Linked DNA regions of Mus musculus: region 2 is linked to region 1. Evidence: chromatin loops called from intact Hi-C (ENCODE). Cell type or tissue: left cerebral cortex. All regions are shown on one strand. Each heading gives the region's core, and the rest is flanking DNA. Links, peaks and the distances in the headings are about the cores only. Region 1 holds the start of Glipr1l1 (GLI pathogenesis-related 1 like 1). Region 2 has its middle 42 kb from the start of Gm3942.

The links. Hi-C counts contacts between places; a loop is a spot of excess contacts. Peaks named below come from ENCODE experiments on the same cell type or tissue, not always from the same donor. Only the 100,000 strongest peaks of a DNase experiment are listed, where the experiment ranks them.
Region 2: it touches region 1 in a loop (3.0-fold over the local background); 7 of 42 quality-filtered maps call a loop at or near these places.

The regions. Positions count from the first base shown.
Region 1 is chr10:112,057,016-112,065,359 of GRCm38, forward strand. It overlaps Glipr1l1 (GLI pathogenesis-related 1 like 1), which reads left to right and starts at 3,174. Exons shown (of 5, transcript NM_027018.1): 1 at 3,174-3,492; 2 at 5,175-5,417. The coding sequence starts at 3,295. In left cerebral cortex, for the core only: a CTCF peak has its summit at 3,116 (motif pointing right); a DNase peak (open chromatin) is centred at 3,144.
Region 2 is chr10:112,791,890-112,800,233 of GRCm38, forward strand. No RefSeq gene overlaps it. Among named protein-coding and RNA genes, the nearest start is that of Gm3942, 42 kb to the right of the region's middle. In left cerebral cortex, for the core only: a CTCF peak has its summit at 3,869 (motif pointing left); no DNase peak of the experiment used is centred there.

The DNA of each region.
Region 1 (8,344 bases), core at 37-8,036:
CACTAACTGGGAACTGGGTTTAGCCTTAATTCAGACAGCCTTGGCTCTGTCTGGACAGGTCCAGACAACTGACACCATTAACACTTTGTCAGCCTCAGTGACTACAGTCATAGATGAACAGGCCTCAGCTAATGTCAAGATACAGGGAGGTCTCATGCTGGTTAATCAACTCATAGATCTTGTCCAGATACAACTAGATGTATTATGACAAATAACTCAGCAGGGATGTGAACAAAAGTTTCCGGGATTGTGTGTTATTTCCATTCAGTATGTTAAATTTACTAGGACAGCTAATTTGTCAAAAAGTCTTTTTCAGTATATGTTACAGAATTGGATGGCTGAATTTGAACAGATCCTTCGGGAATTGAGACTTCAGGTCAACTCCACGCGCTTGGACCTGTCCCTGACCAAAGGATTACCCAATTGGATCTCCTCAGCATTTTCTTTCTTTAAAAAATGGGTGGGATTAATATTATTTGGAGATACACTTTGCTGTGGATTAGTGTTGCTTCTTTGATTGGTCTGTAAGCTTAAGGCCCAAACTAGGAGAGACAAGGTGGTTATTGCCCAGGCGCTTGCAGGACTAGAACATGGAGCTCCCCCTGATATATGGATATCTATGCTTAGGCAATAGGTCGCTGGCCACTCAGCTCTTATATCCCATGAGGCTAGACTCATTGCACGGGATAGAGTGAGTGTGCTTCAGCAGCCCGAGAGAGTTGCAAGGCTAAGCACTGCAATGGAAAGGCTCTGCGGCATATATGAGCCTATTCTAGGGAGACATGTCATCTTTCATGAAGGTTCAGTGTCCTAGTTCCCTTCCCCCAGGCAAAACGACACGGGAGCAGGTCAGGGTTGCTCTGGGTAAAAGCCTGTAAGCCTAAGAGCTAATCCTGTACATGGCTCCTTTACCTACACACTGGGGATTTGACCTCTATCTCCACTCTCATTAATATGGGTGGCCTATTTGCTCTTATTAAAAGAAAAAGGGGGAGATGTTGGGAGCCGCCCCCACATTCGCCGTTACAAGATGGCGCTGACATCCTGTGTTCTAAGTGGTAAACAAATAATCTGCGCATGTGCCAAGGGTATCTTATGACTACTTGTGCTCTGCCTTCCCCGTGACGTCAACTCGGCCGATGGGCTGCAGCCAATCAGGGAGTGACACGTCCGAGGCGAAGGAGAATGCTCCTTAAGAGGGACGGGGTTTCGTTTTCTCTCTCTCTTGCTTCTTGCTCTCTCTTGCTTCTTGCTCTCTCTTGCTTCTTGCTCTCTTGCTTCTTACACTCTTGCTCCTAAAGATGTAAGAAATAAAGCTTTGCCGCAGAAGATTCTGGTCTGTGGTGTTCTTCCTGGCCGGTCGTGAGAACGCGTCTAATAACAACATCACAGACAGAATCCAAAGTGTTTATTAGGCCTTGCAAATAAGAAACAGTTTCCACGGTGAAGAACGTTAAAACACACGTAGTGTAATAATAGCATGCGTGTTTCTTTATTTAGTTAACAAACTTTGACTGGAGGCTTAAAGTGCCTGTTTTAGATTTAGAGAAAAATCAGTAAAGAAGGGAGAGTCACCTTTGATGTGAAGGGCACAGCCTGGGGGGCAGGTCCTAGGGAAAAGGACATCAATTTAATTAGCAATTGAGCCAATGAGAAAAACGGGGCCTTCAGGTAGGAACTGCAGGAACATGACGAAAGATTTAAAAGCACATTCTGTGAAGGTAGCAAGGAGCACAAGAGACTAAGCAAGGAGTCACCCTGATAGATGCCTCTGGGGAGCACCCTTGTCAACCTGGTAGATACCTCTGAATGAAGAAAGGATACCCAAATGTGACCTGGGTGTCAGCTATGGTCAGATTACATAATGATGAGGCGTGGAGATATATACACAGGAATGGGTATGGTCCTATATGTCTGGCTGGATATGTAAGAATGTGCATATCTATATTTATATTGGAGTATGGAGTATAAGAAACTCAGTTTGCCTATGCGTGCGACACCACAGCAGTACACGTAGCAAGCCCCCATCAGCTGATAATAGACCACCAACATGTCCTTTCTATCTCTGTAGCGATTCTGTTAGGATACTTGGATTTGTTCTTGTTGGTTGTGTTCATGTGTTTCCTCGTTCATTTTTACTTAATATCTTAATTTGGTAACTAGTTTCATCAAAATAAGTTTTTGATTGCTTTGTTTGTGTGGTAAATTGTCTAGGGAAGAACACAGGGTAGGTCTTAATGTGTTAGCCTGAATTAAATGGCACTGTAATAACCTAAACATTAAATTAAACAACCTGAGTATGAAATATATTCATCTATAAATACTGAAAATATCACTAGACGTTAGAGGTAACGTGGGGTTTACTAGAGAATAACTGACAGATTTAAAGCATTAAACCAAATGAAGTTGACTTACACTTCATTTTCAATAGGGTGAGCAAGCAACATACTCAGTGCATAGTCCTAGTCCTTACAATAAAAATGATCTGGAATCTGCTAGTCATCGCACAGGGCACAGATTCTAAATTATCCCAAAGAAAGATTTTGACTAGAAGAAAACTACTTGGCTCTAATTTTCCACATGCCTATAGCATTTTTACTTTCCTAGGTAGTCACTGAGAAGGGAATTCCTGGATGTTTGACAAGGGAGTAATTGAAAAACCACAGGATGCCCCAGAGTTCGCCAATTGCCTCTTCCATGTTCCCATTATCTGGAGGAAGAGACAAAATAAGATGCAGTTTATTTTAAATAAATTTTTAAAAGCTAGACATGGAAAACAGAGTCTAAGAAACTCATAAGTTATTTGCATTTCTCTCCCTGTAGCCTGACAGGGTCTCAACTCTTGCCTAGCCTGGAATCTGCTATGAAGATCAGGCTGGCCTCAAACTCACACTTACAGAGAGCCTATTGCTCCTGCCTCTGTTCACTGAGCGCAGCGACTAAATCGTCTGCGACAATACATACAACAAACTCTTCTGTTAGCACAGGCCAGCCCCATTGTCAGAACCCTGTAGTGTTTTCACAATCAGTCTTTTCCCAGTCCAAGCACTCTCCACAGTGAGTCTGGGTTGGCTCTTCAGAAAGCTAGTTGGGTACTTCGAACCATGCACCAGAGGGCGCCTCAGGCTTTCCTCAGAATTTAAGGCTTAGCTGCTCAGAACGTGCCATGCTTCAGTCTCCATGGCAACACTGGCTGCCTTGAACACATTCCCCAGGCTAATGGGAAGACAGAGCCAGTTTAAAGTGTAATCTCTGTTCTTGCACATTCACTAGGGGTATCCACGACATCCTTCCATGGCCCTGAAGAAGAAACTTAATTTTTTATGGACATTAGTTCTGTATTTGATAGCCAGCAGACTGCCCAAGGCATTCGGCAAAGATCTTCCTAGGGTGCCAACTATCACGGATCCGAAATTTATAGATGCATTCCTCAACATCCACAATGAACTGCGACGCAAGGTCCAGCCCCCGGCAGCTGATATGAATCAACTGGTGAGAAAGAAAAGGAATTATGTTCAGAACAATGAGTTTATGCAGGGGAGGGAGATGAAACATGGTTTACCAAGACAAGAATTCGTTTTAACGTGTTAGTAGATGCATTTTTCCCCCTCAGAAGAAAAGAAAGAATCACCCTTGACTCCTTTTATGACAATGGAATTTTGAAAGTTAATTGCTTTAACCTCACGGGTCATTGTGCATGACATATGATAGTCATGGTCTATCTGGATAGGTAAGATGCAGAGATTTCCCTGATTTGGAAAATGGCATTGCAGCTCCATCTGTCGTTCTCGAGAAAGGCCAGTTAGGGTAAGACATTGTGGCTTATTTACAAATCATGTTCAAAATGTTTGTACAAAGCATCACAGATTATTGGTGGGGCCTGAAGCACTCCTGGCCTGACTGCTAGAGAGCAGAAGCGTTGTTTTAATTTTTTTCTTTCCATTTTTTATTAGGTATTTAGCTCATTTACATTTCCAATGCTATACCAAAAGTCCCCCATACCCACCCACCCACCCCCACTCCCCTACCCGCCCACCCCCCCTTTTTGGCCCTGGCGTTCCCCTGTTCTGGGGCATATAAAGTTTGTGTGTCCAATGGGCCTCTCTTTCCAGTGATGGCCGACTAGGCCATCTTTTGATACATATGCAGCTAGAGTCAAGAGCTCCGGGGTACTGGTTAGTTCATAATGTTGATCCACCTATAGGGTTGCAGATCCCTTTAGCTCCTTGGGTACTTTCTCTAGCTCCTCCATTGGGAGCCCTGTGATCCATCCATTAGCTGACTGTGAGCATCCACTTCTGTGTTTGCTAGGCCCCGGCATAGTCTCACAAGAGACAGCTACCTCTGGGTCCTTTCGATAAAATCTTGCTAGTGTATGCAATGGTGTCAGCGTTTGGATGCTGATTATGGGGTGGATCCTACATCTCATATCACCGAGAAGCAATGCAAGTCTGTTATATTCCTGGAATTCGCTCCTGTGCTCTAAAGGGGTGTCCTTCTCATAGGTGTTAATGATCTGTCGAAATCTTTACTACTTAAGGCATAAAAGGCTTGGGAGACACTTTAGAGAACGCGTCTCACAAGTTGCAGGCTTGACTGTGACATTACTTTGAGGTGGGAGGCAGCTGCCAAGGTTGAGGACATTGGGCTGGCATCCCTGAGACAAAAGGATTGCAAGAAGAATTTGAGTTGAGGCCTTTGTTGTTGCAGTGATACATACAACTGTCCTATTTTCTTACATTTCTGAGGGTACATTGTTAGTCTTTAGGGAGGTAGGGTTGATGAGGTGGGTGGCGTTGGTGAGGTGGGGACTGGGGAGGCAGGGTTAAGGAGGCAGGTTTGGAGGGGCAGACTTGGGCAGGGCCCCTGGGCTTTGCCCTGGTCACTTTCTGTTCCAGTTTCTTGTTGCTTCTTGTTCACTCTGAAGAAGCTCCTGATGTTTGCCTCATGATAGGGCAGGAACATGGTGCCAAGTAACCATGCCTGTCCCCTCTGAAATGGTGTTTCAAGGTAACTTCTTCTTCTGTTTCTTTCAGGTGTTTGCTTGTAATAAGAAAGCAGCTAAGACAACAAATAACAACAAAAAATTGCTTTTACTAAAGGGCTAAAGTTAACTAAAATTTGTAACCAAATATGTACTATTCAATTGAATATTTTTTAAAATTTTTTTTCAGTTTTGGGACCAGCAGCTGGCAAAACTAGCGAAAGCATGGACTAGAGAGTGCAAACTTGCCCATAATCCCTGTATCAAACAACGATACGAATGTCTTGAGGACTATGACTTTATTGGAGAAAATATTTATTTGGGTAGAATTGAAACCCAACCAGAAGATGTTGTTATTAATTGGTATAATGAAAGTAAATATTTTAATTTTGATTTTAATACCTGTTCTGAAATGTGTGGCCATTATACACAGGTATGTACTTGGCAAGTTATTAATTAGTTCTCTTGTTCACTTTAGTTATAAGCCAATCTTGTAATTTGTTTTAAATCCATAAAAAAAAAAAACCCTCCTCTTAATGGGGATTCCATGTACTGAGTATAGTTTTTCCAATCTTTGACAATGTGACTCTACTGACATTTTTTTTTTACATTACTTTCAAGAAATCTGCTGTGATCTCGTTTTCCCCACCTGCTGTTGCTTTTACGTCTTGATCGACTTTACACAAAGTATGTCAGGTGCCTTGGTCTTCACACATTCCTTGTGCTTTTGAATCTTGAGCTTTCCCCACACTAAATCTATAGATTAAAATACATTTGGAAAACATGGGTGGCTGTTTCTCACAATAGTTTTCTCTTCCTAGTTGCCTGCTAGTACAGTATGCTAGAACATACTGGAAGTATGTTCAAATCATGCCAGTTTGATGTCTCTATTATGTTTATGGTATTTTTCTCTCCCCAATCAATTTGATAACTTTACTACTGTGTCTTTAACCCATTATAGTTTCTTCTACATGCTAACACCCCACTAATTTGGTTTAGATTCCCTTTTTTCTTTTTGAAATTAAAATATGATGACATCATATTTCTCCAACCATTTCTTCCCTCCAGTCCTTCTATACCCCCCTGCTTTCTGGCTTCAAACTCATGACCTCCATTTCTTTCATTGTTGTAACATATGTATAGACACTCACCAAAGGTAAAATGTTCCAAGAGGAACTCTCAATTCTGAATATCTATGCTCCAAATGCAAGGCCAGCCACATTCATTAAAGCAACTTTAGTAAAGCTAAAAGCACACATTGCACCTCACACAATAATAGTGAGAGACTTCAACACCCCACTATCATCAATGGACAGATCCTGGAATCAGAAACTAAACAGAAACACAGTGAAACTAACAGAATTTATGAAACAAATGGATTTAATAGATATTTACGGAACATTTTACCCTAAAACAAAAGGATATACCTTCTTCTCAGCACCTTATGGTACCTTCTTCTAAATTGACCATACAATTGGTCACAAAACAGGCCTCAACAGATACAAAAATATTGAAATTGTCCCATGCATCCTATCAGATCACTATGGACTAAGGCTGATCTTCAATAACAACATAAATAATACAAAGCCAACATTCACGTGGAAGCTGAACAACACTCTCCTCATTGATACCTTGGTCAAGGAAGAAATAAAGAAAGAAATTACAGACTTTTTAGAGTTTAATGAAAATGAAGCCACAACATACTCAACTTATGGGACACAATGAAAGCATTCCTAAGAGGAAAACTCATACCTCTGAGTGCTTCCAAAAAGAAACTAGAGAGAGCATACACTAGCAGCTTGACAGGACACCTAAAAGCTCTAGAACAAAAGGAAGCAATTCACCCAAGAGGAGTAGACAGCAGGAAATAATCAAAGTCAGGGCTGAAATCCACATAGTGGAAAGAAAATGAACTATTCAAAGAATCAACCAAACCAGGAGCTGGTTCTTTGAGAAAATCAAGAAGATAGATAAATCCTTAGCCAGATTCACTAGAGGGCACAGGGACAGTAGTATCCTAATTAACAAAGTCAGAAATGAAAAGGGAGACATAACAACAACAACAACAACAACAAGAAATCCAAAAAAATTCATCAGATCCTACTACAAAAGCCTGTACTCAAGAAAACTGGAAAACCTGGATGAAATGCACAATTTTCTAGACAGATCCAAGGTACCAAAGTTAAACCAGGATCAGATTAACAATCTAAACACTCCCATATCCCCTTAAAGAAATAGAAACAGTCATTAATAGTCTCCCAACCATAAAAAAAAAAAAATCCCAGGACCAGATGGGTTTAGTGCAGAGATCTATCAAATCTCTAAAGAAGACCTAATTCCAATTCTCCTCAAACTATTCCATAAAATAGAAACAGAAGATACTCTATCCAATAGGTTCTATGAAGCTATAATTACTCTGATATTTAAACCACACAAAGACCCAACAAAGAAAGAGAACTTCAGATCAATTTCCCTTATGAAGATCGATGCAAAAATACTTAATGAAAGTCTCACAAACTGAATCCAAGAACACATTAAAATGCTCATCCGTCCTGATCAAGTAGCCTTCATTCCAGGTATGCATTATATAGAAATCCATCAATGTAATCCACTATATAAACAAACTCAAAGACAAAAACCACATGATTGTCTCATTAGATGCTGAGAAAGCATTTGACAAAATCCAACACCCCTTCATGATAAAAGTATTGGAAAGATCAGGAACTCAAAGCCCATACCTAAACATAATAAAAGCAATATACAGCAAACCAGTAGCCAACATTAAACAAATTGAAGAGAAAAGTGAAGCAATCCAACTAAAATCAGGGACTAGACAAGGCTGCCCACATTCTTCCTACCTATTCAATATAGCACTTAAAATCATAGCCAGAGCAATTCGACAACAAAAGGAGATCAAAAGGATGCAAACTGGAAAGGAAAAAGTCAACACATCACTATTTGCAGATGATATGATAGTATATATAAGTGACCTCAAAAATTCCAACAGAGAACTCCTAATCCTGATAAACAGCTTCAGTAAAGTAGCTGGATATAAAATTAACTCAAACAAATCAGTGGTCTTTCTCTACACAAATGATAAACAGGCTGAGAAAGAAATTAGGGAAACAACACCCTTCACAATAGTCACAAATAATATAAAATACCTTGGCGTGACTCTAACTAAGGAAGTGAAAGATGTGTATGATAAGAACTTCAAGTCTCTGAAGAAAGAAATTGAAGACCTCAGAAGATGGAAAGAACTCCCATGCTCATGGATTGGCAGGATTAATATAGTAAAAATGACTATCTTGCCAAAAGCAATTTACAGATTCAATGCAATCCCCATCAAAATTCCAGGTC
Region 2 (8,344 bases), core at 115-8,114, 730 kb after region 1:
CTTAGGTAGTGAATGTTGCCTGGACCAAAGCTGTTTCAGTGAAATATGCTTTTAGAATAGTAATAGACACAGTTGTTTTCAAATCGTCATGTATTTAGCTAGTGATCTAAGAGTTGACATCTGAAAACAAAAACAAAGCAAAAAAAAAAAAAAAAAAAGCAGGGATGTGGATTCTCAGGATGGCTAGCTAAACTCACTCTTCACTTCAGTCTTATGATAGGTTGCAGGGAACCACTTAAGTAGAAATTCTATTAACTAAATAATATCAGAGTCAAACTGTAAGAAAATCACTGACACGCCCCCACCTGACATTTCTTTCTACTAAACTTCACCTGGAAGGTGATAATAAATGTTCAGCAGTAGCTAGCCCTAGATTATAATTCTGTCCTGAGCACATTTGATTTATTCTTTCTTTTAAAGCCTGTTTTCAGTACCCTTTCTTTTCCTCGAAGCTTTATATCTAAAATAAAAAGTGCTCTGGGTTTCTTTTTAAAAGAAGGAAATTTTTAGAAACTTACTAATAGTAGTCTTTAAATGAAAGAAAAACGAAAGGCTGAACTGTTCATAATTAAATAGACTGAAGATAAATGCCATGGAATACAATGCAGGATACATGATTTTTCCCTCTTCAGAATGAAGCTGACTCTATAGGCCTCGGTTGGTCCAGCCTGGCATACTGCAAAGAATTGTCTCTTTAGCACTGTCACCTGCTTGGTTTCCACAAAACACTTTCTGGGCTCATGAAATAGTCTGCCTCCTAAGAGACCATTTTAGGAGTCTTAGCAGAAACAGGCTTCCTAAAATGTGATTTTTAGAACCATTCCTTTTTGTTTGTTTGTTTTTTCTTGTTCTGGTATAGGGTTTAGAATCAGAATAGCTCACAATCACTAATTATACTCCTGGATGTCACAGTTAGGGTATGCATCTCTCGATCCCTGGTAGTATTACAGTCATCATCCTGTATCATTGTTGAAAGGATCCATGCATTCTTTTCAACAGGTGCTTCTGAGTTTAGAATCAATGTGAAGAGACACATAGAAGCTGGCATCTGGTTTCTACTAGGTATGGGTTGATGTGCCTTTTCCCATTTAGACTATAATAAGCTGTGGACACAAATATCACTTTCTTGGTGCATTCTATGTATACTCTGGAATCATTAAGCCTACTGAAGAGCAGGGGGATCTTCTCACACGTTCCATGCATTTAAAAATATTATAAAATGATTTTTAGAACAACCACTTAAACTATAACATGAGGTTCAAGGTGATACTCAGTGGGTCAAAGCACTTATCACTCAAAGCAGACGACATGAGTTCAAATCCAAGAATCCATGTTTACAAAGCCTGATGCCATGGCACATGGAAATCCCAGCACTGGTATGGTGAGATTCCAGGTGGAGACTGGACAATCGGCAACAAGCTTGTGGGCCTTCGAGCATGAATGTCCAGCATGGTGCCAGAAAGAAGAGTTTCCTTGCGACATGACAAAGATGAGAACCAATTCCTAAAATGTTATGCTGTGACTTCCAAATGTTCATAGCGACATATGCATGCATTGTCCCTCTGACTTTCTCCCCCTGTGTCTCTGCCTCAAGAAATTTTCAAGATTAAAATTGAACTATAATCCATATACACTGAAGACTAGATTACAATATATTAATACTAAACTCTTTACTTTAATAGTTATGCTGTGGTTTCTTAGAACATACAGATGGAAGTTTTGTGTGGCCAAGTATCATGATCATTATAATTTAGTATTGAAAGATTCAAAAGCATACGTATAGAGATGGGGGGGGGGGAGGAGGGAAGTGTGTTTAAATGTTTTTAGAAAATAATTATTGGTGGCTGGAGAGATGACTCAGTGGTTAAGAGCACTGTCTGTTCTTCCAGTTTTGGGGTCCAGCCTCTACACAGGATCAGAGTTCTCAACTGGAAGCAGGGATATCTGTAGCCGCCAGCAGCCACAGGTTACTGGGTTCCTGGAAGGAAAGATGGAGATGGAGAAGGCTTCGAGAGAAATAAGGAGCCAAGACAAAAGTTCTAATCAAGGCCAATGTTTATTTATGAGTCTGAGCTTATAAAGGGGGGGGGGCATCCCCCACCACCCAGAATCTCTTTGCTTTGTCAGTATAGTGTCAGGAAAACAGGTTCAGTCACTCAGCAGGTAATGGTGTCTTGGAGGAAACCGCAGCTGTGGCAGACAAAAGATTTTACCTGGGTCAGAAGACTCCACCCTAGGTGGGCTAGCCCTGCTGTGGCAGACCAGGTCAGAGCAGCCTGCTCAAGGCTGGGAGGAGGGCACAGATATCTGCAAGGTGCATAATAAATATAGACAGACTCCTTTTTTGGGTACAAGCTGACAGGCAATTTTTTCAAGGCTTAGAGTTTTTTTCTCTCCTCACTCTCTGCTCTCTTTCTCTCTGGCTTGCTCACGGCTTGGGGCTGCACACACTCTGCATTCTCCTTCATACTCTGCTTTTCTTGAACTCCAACCTCATACACACCTTTGTGAGTTCCCCTTTCACTCTCACACACATCTCACACACATACCACACGCACTCTCTTTTCACTCACACACACACATACACACACTCTCCAAACACACCTCATGTTCTCTCCTCACTAACTCTTCATATTCTCCCCTCACTAACTCTTCCATTCTTCCCTCACTCACTCTTCACATTCCCTCCTCACCCATTCCTCACATTCTCCCCTCATTCACTCTTCAAATGCTCTTCTCATGCTCTCCTCCCCATTTGGTCTCTAACTCGCTCTACAATGCTTGCTACTTGCTCTCTTGCCTTTCTCTTACCCCAGTCTTTTATTGATACTCCAAGAGCAGGTTAAAAAAAAAAAAAGATATTGTATAACCATTGCCAAATCAAATTCAAAAGAATAACCATGTCCCACAAAGAATCAAGAATTACAGTTGTTCCCCAAATTTTCAAGCTTTCCTATTCCCAGGCCTGTAGCCAAAATAATAGTAATTGCAAACTTATCATTATTTAAACGTTAACTTTTAACTTATTATACTTCAGAGCTCAGAGCTCCGAGGTCAGCTACTTTCATTTTCCTGTGGAGATCTAAGGATAAATGGCATGGGCAAAGCTGCCAGGCAGTGGCCAGAAAAAACTCAAGTTCACCCTGAATTCAGCAGTTCCGCTAGCTTTCTGCTTCTGCACATTGTACACAATGACTCTCCTAAAAGTCCCAGTGTTTTGACTTAGTTTTGCTAATATCTAATTTTATGCATTCTATACTTGCTTACCCAGGAACCAGTCTCAACAGTTACGTAAAACTTATTTTATAACTTTAATAATTTTTTTTTCTCGGGGCCCCAATGTTGGCTCTAATTCATTTTCTAATAATTTCATCAAACTTTCTTTGCAAGTCAAACATAAGTCTGGGACTACCATTGTGCAGTTATTGCATTGTTTCCAAGATGAGAACACACAGCATACACCTGGGCCATTAGGACTGTGCTGTGCTGTGCCCCAATGCCTCAATTCTTAATTGTTTAAGAACCATTACATCAAGGAACATCTAGTTTCAAGGAATTCACCAGAGCAGAAGGAGAAAGAAATAAGAAAGTCAGATATAATAGAATAATTATGCACACCAAGGCCAACTGAAAAGCAGTCATGCACAAATGAAATCTATCCAGGGCTAAGGTTAGGAGAAATGGGAGCAACTGTTTCTCACAAAGAACTGCCTGGGCTTCTGAGATGTCTCCATCCTGGCCTTCTGCAGGCAGTCCCTTTCACTGTATGCTGTCCCCAGCATTCCTGAGGTTCTAAGTTCAATTCCTAGCAACCACATGGTAGCTCACAACCACAGCAATAGGATCTGATGCCCTCTTCTGGTGTGTCTGAGGATAGTGACAGTGTACTCACATACATAAAATAAATGAAATCTTTAAAAACCAAGAAAGGAATTATTGAATCAGCATAATATATTATAATATCGTATAGTATATAAATTAAATATTATATTACATTACATATTATAATATGAGATATATACTATAATAGATAATATAATATATGAGATATATAATATAATACATGTATAATATATATGAGTTCTTTGTATTATTCTCACAACTTTTTGTAAGTGTTAAATTATATCAAAACATAAAATAAAAATTTAAAGCTTGACAGAGGAGTGTGTGTGTTTAACCTTCATTTACAATTCAGTGTGACTTCACTGTCTAAGCCTTCTAATTATTCACCCAAGAACTGAGTTTGGTAAGTAAATAGAAGGCAGAGGACTAATTTGTTGAACAGAGAAAAGGCACTTGTCAGGAGGCTGTAAAGCCACTTTAAAACGGATCTGTTATTTAAATGACCTATTAAGGATGATGAATAAAGGTGTCACTTAAAGAAAGGTCACTCTGTCCTTTGGAAAAAGCTGAAGGAGGAGTTATCAGGATGAAATGAAAGAGTGGGAGACTAACAGAGAAAAATGTTGATGATCTCATTTCCTAAGGTTCAGATATGCACACAGATACGGTCAGAATGAGATAAAGATAACAAAATTCCAAGGAAATCATAAAACTAGCTCTGAAGAGCAGATGGCAAGCAATGTCTAGGGCTCCAGACCAACTTTTACTCAAAGTATTAAAAATCAAGAGGTTAAGAGTTAAGACATTGAGATGGCTCAGCTGGTAAGAGCACTGACTACTCTTCCGAAGGTCCTGAGTTCAAATCCCAGAAACCACATGGTAACTCACAACCATCTGTAATGCTATCTGACACCCTCCTTTTGGGTGTCTGAAGACAGCTACAGTGTACTTATGTATGATAATAAATAAATCTTGGGGCCAGAGCAAGCAGAGACTGAGCCAGCAGGGCTGACTAGAGCAAGCAGAAGTCCTAACATTCAATTCTCAACAACCATATGAGGGCTCATCTGTACAGCTACAGTGTGCTCACATACATAAAATAAATCTTTAAAAAAAAAGTTAAGAAGTTTAGAAAGTTGTATAGGTAAGGTCAGGAGGTGGTATGTTATGGGTAGGACAATACATTTGACACAGAGCTCATGTAAGGGCATATATCTGTGACTGCATTTCTCGGGAGGCTGAAATATGTGAATCGAGAGTTCAAGGCTAACTTGGGCTACACAAGAGGAGGGTATTTAAAATAACTATATAACATGTACAAAATCACAATGGGAGTGCTATAATAATAAAAGTGATCATGGTATATTAATATGTGTTTCATTAGAATTCTATTAAAGAACATTTTGTGGACTTAATAACACTCCATTTTTATATATTCAAAATGCTTGCAAAAAGAATGATATAAATAACAATAGAAACAAAATGAATGAAAAAATAAGGTCAAATGTGATATTCCAGATTCTGGTTCAATTAAGGTGACTAACAAAAGTAGCTTGTGAACATACATGTATGGTAAAATATATTCAATTTGTCATATATTATAAATTTAAAAAATTATGCAATACTCACAATTAAGAAAATCTTATTGTTTTCATAATGTTGAATTGTTTTAAATGAAGCCTAGATATCTGGCATATCCTTTATGTCTTCCTCAAGTTTATCAAACTCGTGAGTTAGGATCTTTACCCAGCTTCTCTCACTTGGTCCAGTAGAACAATGGATGATTAGATGGGGAGGTTCTACAACTACCAAAGAAAAGCCTTCTGTAAACAGAGTCAACAAAAACAAGTTTATGATTACTTTTTTCTTATCAAGTTAATTATACATGCATATACACATACATATATACATTTATATTTTCTCTATATAATTTTTCATATGAATGGACTTTTGTATATGTATACACATGCAAGCATATATATACAAATATTATGTAAACATTTACATAATATTTAGTTCCTGAGAACATATTAAAAGAACGAACTTCCTTAGGGACTTAAGAACATTAAAAAGGCATCCTGGTGTTTGAAGGTTGTCTAATAAATGTCACCATTCATTACATTGTTTTAGATGGACATCCTCCTGATGATGCACCTCCGTGCTTTTTTATGTATTTCCAACTATTTCCTAGCCTTTATTCCTTCCTCTCCTGCCTCTCACATCATTGTTTCTCACAGTTTCAATTGATGTTTATTCTTTTCCAGGAATCCCTATTCTATTTCCTATGGCCTGCGTCTTCTTACATTACAACAGTATATTACTTCAATACATTTTCTTTGGCTTTTTTAGAGCTCTGAGTCACTTTCAAGACCAGGACTTTTCCCAAGCCTCCAGGACTCTGCTCTCTCCCTTTGCCTTAGACAGAGTCTTCAAAGTCTAACATTATATATTTGTTCTTAAAATGCTCAGTGGGTTAGAGACGCCCCTGATCCCAGCCTTCCTTGACCTTTAGAGTAGGCAGAGGTTTTGCTGGGATTTCTCCCTCACAGCGGGTGTGTCTAATCCTTTTAGCACTTGCTTCTGTCCTGTCTGGAAGACATTCACCAGCTACCAGATCAAAGACCTCCTCCTCTGTTTAGATGGACCGACCGGACTGGGGGGCCTCTGATTTTCATTTTCTTGGGGCATTACCTTTAGAGCTCTTTTTAAATTTTAAACTTCTATTTCTATTCCCTTTGAGATGTAAATGCTTTCCAAAAAATGCCTTCTCTGAGATTCCTTCTAGACGAATATCTGTCTTAAGGAGTCGGGCCCAATCCTTCTGAAATGAAATTATTAAGTAAAAGTGTCCTGTTCTCCCAGCGTCTGTGCAGGAACTGCAGCCTAGTACGAAGTCTTGGAACCTTGAGAAAATGCACCTTCCCTTCAATGAGGGTGTTCCTCCACCCACCCACTCCAGCCTCCTCGCCCTAGATTCCCCTACTCTGGGGGCATGGAGCTTTCCCAGGACAAAGGACCTCTCCTCTCATCCATGCCCCACAAGGCCATCTTCTGCTATATATGCAGTTGGAGCCATGTGTACTTCTTTATTGGTGGTTTAGTCTCTGAGAGCTTTGGGGGCGGGGGAGGGGGGGCGTGTCTGGTTGGTTGATATTGTTGTTCTTCCTGTGCAGTAGCAAACCCCTTCAGCTCCTTCAGTCCTTTCTCTAACTCCTCCATTGGGGAACCCTTGCTCGGTCCAATGGTTGGCTGTGAGAATCCGCCGCTGTATTTGTCAGGTTCTGGCAGGGCCTCTCAGGAGACAGCTATACAAAACTCCTTTCTGCAAGCACTTCTTGGCATTCATAACAGTGTCAGGGTTTGGTGATTGCATATGGGATGAATCCCCAGGTGGGACAGTCTCTGGATGGCTGAGAAAGGGGATAACATTTGAAATGTAAATAAAGAAAATGTCTAATAAACAAAAGTCCAAAGAGAGAGAGAGAGAGAGAGAGAGAGAGAGAGAGAGAGAGAAATTTTAATTTCTTTAAAATGAAGCCATTAACAAAGAAAAAAATCAAAACAGACTAAATTTTCTCTACTTCGGCTTTTGACTGGGTTTGATCTGGCTAAGTTCTGCCCTTTCTTTTATTTCAGTGGTCCTCAATCTCCCTGATGCCAGGACCTATTAACACAGCTCCTCATGTACTATAAATTATTTCCTTGCCACTTCATAAGTAATTTTGTGACTGTTGTGAACCATAATGTAAACACCTGACATATGATTTCCAATAATGTTTTGACCCCACAGGTTGAGAACTCGTGTTCTATTGTGATATTCTGGAATAAACTACCAGTCTAACTCAAAGGGTAATTATATGGAATTAGAGCAAACCCTGACGGAGAGTAGCCTTTTCCTGGTTCCTTTTTTCTTCCTCTCTGTCTTCTTCCCTCCTCTCCCTTTAGCTCTCCTCCTCCCTCTTCTTTCTGTTTAGTATTTTTCCAGATATTTGTCACTGTTAAGATGTGTCGCGTCTGCTCTCGACCAGCAAGAACGACACGACACAGTCGGATTCTTCTCAACAGCCTTTATTGCAGGACCGCCTTGATGCTTCTACGGGGACCCCGGTCGCCCAGGGAGCCCTGCTTATATGCACCCCAGCACAGGAGAAGGCTCCGTGGCCCCCTGGGATTGGTCAGTCTGCCGGCACCCAATTTGCATGCACCCGCGGGAGGGGTTGGCGCCAAATTTGAATTGACACCTGTGCAGTGGTGTTGTTTATGACAATGGCAACGGGCGCCATCTTGGAGTTGGCTTCCCACAAAGATGGAGGACATGAAACTCTTCACTGTGTCACTCATGTTTGATCAAGTGCCATACAGTCATATTCGTGAACTGCAAGACTTCTCTTCCACCCTCTTCAACTGTGCAGGGATTTGAGAATCCTTCTCTACTTTCTCCCGTTTTTTTATCTACTTTATATAAAGCATCTATATAAAGGGATGGAGGAGCACCCTTAGT